Linked DNA regions of Homo sapiens: region 2 is linked to region 1. The links are chromatin loops, found by intact Hi-C in ENCODE. Cell type or tissue: GM12878. All regions are shown on one strand. Region 1 overlaps LRRC28 (leucine rich repeat containing 28). Region 2 overlaps LOC105371019 (a long non-coding RNA gene).

What was found. Peaks named below come from ENCODE experiments on the same cell type or tissue, not always from the same donor. Only the 100,000 strongest peaks of a DNase experiment are listed, where the experiment ranks them.
Region 2: a loop joins it to region 1, with 2.6 times the contacts of the local background. A loop is called at or near these places in 3 of 110 quality-filtered maps.

What each region holds. Positions count from the first base shown.
Region 1 is chr15:99,271,927-99,274,426 of GRCh38, forward strand. The region is part of intron 2 of LRRC28 (leucine rich repeat containing 28); the gene reads left to right. Among named protein-coding and RNA genes, the nearest start is that of LRRC28, 22 kb to the left of the region's middle. In GM12878, a CTCF peak has its summit at 1,228 (motif pointing right); a DNase peak (open chromatin) is centred at 1,218.
Region 2 is chr15:99,503,629-99,506,128 of GRCh38, forward strand. All of the region lies in intron 1 of LOC105371019 (a long non-coding RNA gene), which reads right to left. Among named protein-coding and RNA genes, the nearest start is that of MEF2A, 61 kb to the right of the region's middle. RefSeq lists an enhancer at 939-1,068. In GM12878, a CTCF peak has its summit at 1,312 (motif pointing left); a DNase peak (open chromatin) is centred at 656; H3K4me3 peaks cover 1,604 bases; H3K27ac peaks cover 2,103 bases.

The sequences.
Region 1 (2,500 bases):
TGCTTTTGATGTAATAGCTATGAATTCATTGCCAAATCTAAGATTATGGAGATTTACTCCTATGTTTTCTTCTATGAAGTGTGGTTTTAGCTCTTAAATTTAAGTTGTTGATCCATTTTGAGTTAATTTTTGTATATGGTATGAGATAGTGGTCCAAATTCATTCTGCTTTCTTCTGCTTTTTATAGCTTGTATAACAACCCAAATGCATTTAATCTGTGACTTCTTTGAAATGTGTTGTTAGAAGCCAGGATGGAGCAGGTTTTGCCAAACCCTGAGTCCTAGTGGCTTGTAACAGCACACATATTTCTTGTCTACACTGTACTAGTCTCTCAGAGCCTGGAGCCTCTGCCCAGGAATGAAGCTGACAAAACGTCCACCGTCTGGTGGTCACTGTGGAAGGGGTGAGGTCTTTTGCACTCAATCTTGTCAAGGCTTCCTCTTTGGCTTAATTTCACTGACCAAGCTAGTCACTTAGCCATGGCCAGCTTGATGAAAGATGTGCAGTCCTAGCAGGTGTTCGGAAAGAGAAGGAAAGAAAGTAGGTAATGCACAGTGCCCACCAGAAAATACTATTGAACATGGTGGTGTTTGCAAAATATTTGACGTATTTGTTCCAAGTTAAAAAATTTTAAAACATTCCCATTTAAGTGGAGTCTAAAAGAATATGGTAAAGCATCATTGATTCAGAATTTGGGGTAAGTTTTATACTAACTGTGCTTGCTGAAGTTTACTTTTTCATTATTGTAAAGAAAAGTTGTTTAGCTAGATAATAATGTAAATGAGATTTAATGAAGAGAATCCTTGGCTTGATTTAGAGAAACAATTTCTAGGTAATTTAGTAGGAGGTATCTGAGTACATGTTATGTTTATCTGATAAACTTTTCTGTTTCAAATTGTGAAAAAAGAAGGTAATAATAGATTTGAGAAGCACTTTAAGACTATTGCTTTTATCAGGATTTTAAATTTAAAAACATTAAAAAACTTCATAGCTTGTAAATCCTATGGATTAGGATACACTAGTTTGTGTGGCTTCTGTAATCCAACATTAGAGCTTAGTTACCCACAAAGTAACAAAAATTCTGACATTAATTTCTAGTTGTCTAGTCTCTTATATGCTGTACCTAAATTATAGAAGTGTAAAAATTAAAACGTATAACATTTCTCAGCTACATTGCTAAAAATATGGCATTAGAAAACAGAGAGTGATATTATGGAACACCAGTAGGTGTCAGTCACAGCCTGTGCAAGGGCTGATTACTTGCCAGGAGTTTTGGGCATCTATTCCTAAGTGTGTGGTGTGTTTTTTTTTGTTTGTTTTTGTTTTTTGAGATGGAGTCTCACTCTGTCACCCAGGCTGGAGTGCAGTGGCGCGATCTTGGCTCACTGCAAGCTCTGCCTCCCGGGTTCAGGCCATTTTCCTGCCTCAGCCTCCTGAGTAGCTGGGACTACAGGCACTCACCACCACGCCCGGCTAATTTTTTGTATTTTTTAGTAGAGACAGGGTTTCACCGTGTTAGACAGGATGGTCTTGATCTGCTGACCTCGTGATCTGCCCGCCTCGGCCTCCCAAAGTGCTGAGATTACAGGCGTGAGCCACCGTGCCCGGCCGTGTCTGTGTGTTTTAAGGCGTTATTCTAATGAACTGCAATTTTCTCAAAGTGAATGTGCTTATTTTTAAATAAAAACACAATGTATCTACTTGTTAATAAAGACATAGAGATGCTCTATTGGCAACAGAAGCATTATTTCAGTGCTTAATTGTGTGTAGAGCTACACCTCAAAAGAACTAACTAGTTTGTCATGGAAAGATTAGAATGCTATTTGATGGAGCCAAGTAGACATCCAGAAAGAATGACCGTGGAGTGTGTGAATTAGCCAGATATAGTATTGGTATTAGCAGATGAAACTAGGTGAAGGTCTAACAGTCAAACAGCATTTCTTTTTGGACAAATCTTTCCTTTTTATAGGAACAGCTATAATTAAGGCCCTCCACCCACTGGTTCCCTAGTTTTTCTAGGATGCTTTGTATGTATGCCCATAAACGGAAGCGTATATTCTCAAGGGAGATACTGATAATAAAAACAAAACATTCCAGGGATTTAGACGGATCCACAAGGAACATCTGAGAAATGACTAGTTATGATGGATCTTGTTGCATATATCAGTATAGAAATATGGGGCAAAAAGAATCACAGCTTTCAGCATTTGAAAATGAAATACAAATGGTACTGTCAAGAGTGAGTATTCAAAAATGCTTCCTTGACTTCATAACAATATTCATATTCAATGATACTTGGTTATCACAAAAGGGAAGGATATGTATATATAAGCAGTTTGTGATACTGTTGCTAAGTATTTAAATACATCAGTATGCCAGTATGACATTAATAATGACATTTTCTGGTTTAAAATAAACCAGTGATTTTCCATTGTGTTCAGGATTTTTTAAAAGCTAGTCCTTAGTATAAAATATAAGCCTTTAGTGTTCTGTTCCTTGC
Region 2 (2,500 bases), 230 kb after region 1:
AGGTGCCCGGGTTATTCAGCGGGAAATGACATCCTGCTCAGGTACACAAATGTCATGCTCCCCAAGCCCTGACACAGGCAAACCGTCTCACAGCCTTCCTTCCCCAGGACTCCAGATTTTCCAACCGATGGTTCTCTTCTTGCCTTCAGACACAACCTGTCCCGTTTGGGAAGGCCAAGACAGGAGACCACAGTGGCAGGGAGCAAACAGGAAACATGAGAGTGGTATCACTGACCTAATCTTTTCCTTTGCAGAAACAATCTCAATTAAAATGCATCACTTCAGAAACCCTATGAAGGACCCGCTCTGTGAATTCTTTCGAAGGTCATCTTAATAATCCAAACCAGTTGCCCAACCAGGAAAGAATTATTCTCTAACATAATTGAAAACACCCACAGGCAGGTGCTTATTGCTTGTGAAAATGAAGACTCATGCATCATTGGAGCCTTAGTTCCAGAGAAGGTGGGATGTGCACGGATCTGTTCTTTTGACAAAGCAGCATGAGGAAAAAGACTCTGTGGCCATTGCCCCTAAAAATAAAGGTATCCTGCCAAGCTTCTCACTGGCATCCTCAGCTTCCCCTTTCTGAGGCTGAGATGAGGTTTCCTTGGCCTCCTCACCCCCACCACCATAGAGCAGAGAGGCCCAAAGTCTGTTCTCAAAATCACTCACATTCAAATGTGAGTAACTGACATCAGCCAAATTGGGAACCAGAGTCAAATCTGAAACTCAAAGGAAAAAGCTTCCAGATAAACTTCAGAGATCTTCACTGTGGGGAGATGGGGGGGACCAACTAGATGGAGTAGGGGATCTTTATGGCCACTGTTTCTCTGAAGGGACAGAAGGACCAGGCTCACTAGGTCTGGGTGGAAACCCTAGCTCTGAAAGTTCCTTCTTACATGGCTTTGAGATGATTACTCGGGGTGGTTCTGAGCTTACTTATTGCATCATAAAAAGGAGAGACCCATGCGGACTTCTCAGGGCGAGGATGAAGTGGGATGCTATTTGTGAAGGTGTTTGGCCCATCAAGGTGTCCATAGGACTAAAGACCCTACGCAGAAACACTCGTGGCCAGGACCGGGCTCCTCCAGGCTGTGGTCAGAGCGGGCCAGGTTCTAGTGGAAAACTCTGCCTCAGTCAAGGGCTGCTCAGGGGTTGGTGCTCTCAGTAGAAAGCCAGTCTCTGGTACGTGACTGGCACAACCTACAGGGGCTTCCAGAACCCGTCACAGCAGTGTGCCTGGCCTGCAGGGTACCTGAGCATTGCTCTCTTAACCTAGCATTTATTCATCAACCTCCTGGAGCTCCTCCTGGAGGCCTGGCTTCAGAATGAGTCATATTGCCCGACACCACACTCTTTTGTTTAGAATTGATACAGGACATGGGGTTCCTGTGAAATTAGCTTGAAATTAATTTAGCCACAATAGCTTATTGTTAGATTTAATTGTAAATGAAACAATTCACCAGGGACGTTTCACTTTGTAAACAAGCACCTCAGAGTCAGCAGGGAATTTGGGTATTTTTTTTCCTACTCTCTAGTCGCTGCATAGGTTTTTACAAAATTTGTGGCCAAGCATAAAAAGCATTTTGGACACGGCTTTGGAGGGACAGCCCACTGCCATTCGTCACCCTCTTAGGTGCCCTGGCACTGGGTAGGAGCAGTCTGCTTTCACGCAGCCTGCTGGGCACAGGAAGGTGCTCTTTGCTGCAGTCAATACATTGTCCAAAAATCACCCTGACTCCATTCCAGAATCCCCAGTGCTCCTGCAGAAGCATCAGTGCTGCTCATATTAAAGAGTCCAAAAAACAGGGTCTGGGCAGTCCAGGCTATGGTTTCCTTCAGAAGCCCTGAAGCCAGTGTTTCTTAGAACATGATGCCACACCACCGTTGGAACATACAGTTATTATCAACATATAGTTCTCATGTTAATGGTTACATGTTCATTTTAAGATGTATTAAAACAAAAATCATTCCTCAAAACTGTGATTTCATGGCAATACACATAAGTTTACATTAAAAGGCAGGTCAGCCAGGGACAGTGGCTCATGCCTGTAATCCCAGCACTTCGGGAGACTGAAGTAGGCAATTGCTTGAGCCCAGGAATTTGAGATCAGCCTGGTCAACACGGCAAAACCCTGTCTTTACAAAAAATACAAAAATTAGCTGTGCATGGTAGTGCATGCCTCCCAGCTACTTGGGAAGCTGAGGCAGGAGAATCATCTGAGTCTGGGAAGTGGAAACTGCAGTGAACTGTGATTGTGTCACTGCACGCCAGCCTGGGTGACAGAGGACACCCTGTCTCAAAAAGGAAAAAAAAAAAAAAAAAAAAGGTAGGTCAATATGAAGAAGAGTAATTTAAAATTAAAAAAAATTAAAAAGTAAATTATATGCAACTTAAAACCAGGAGATATCATCTTACACCAGTCAGAATGGCTGTAAAAAGACAAAAAAACACAGATGTTGGTGAGGACGCAGAAAAAAGGGAATGTGTATGTACCAT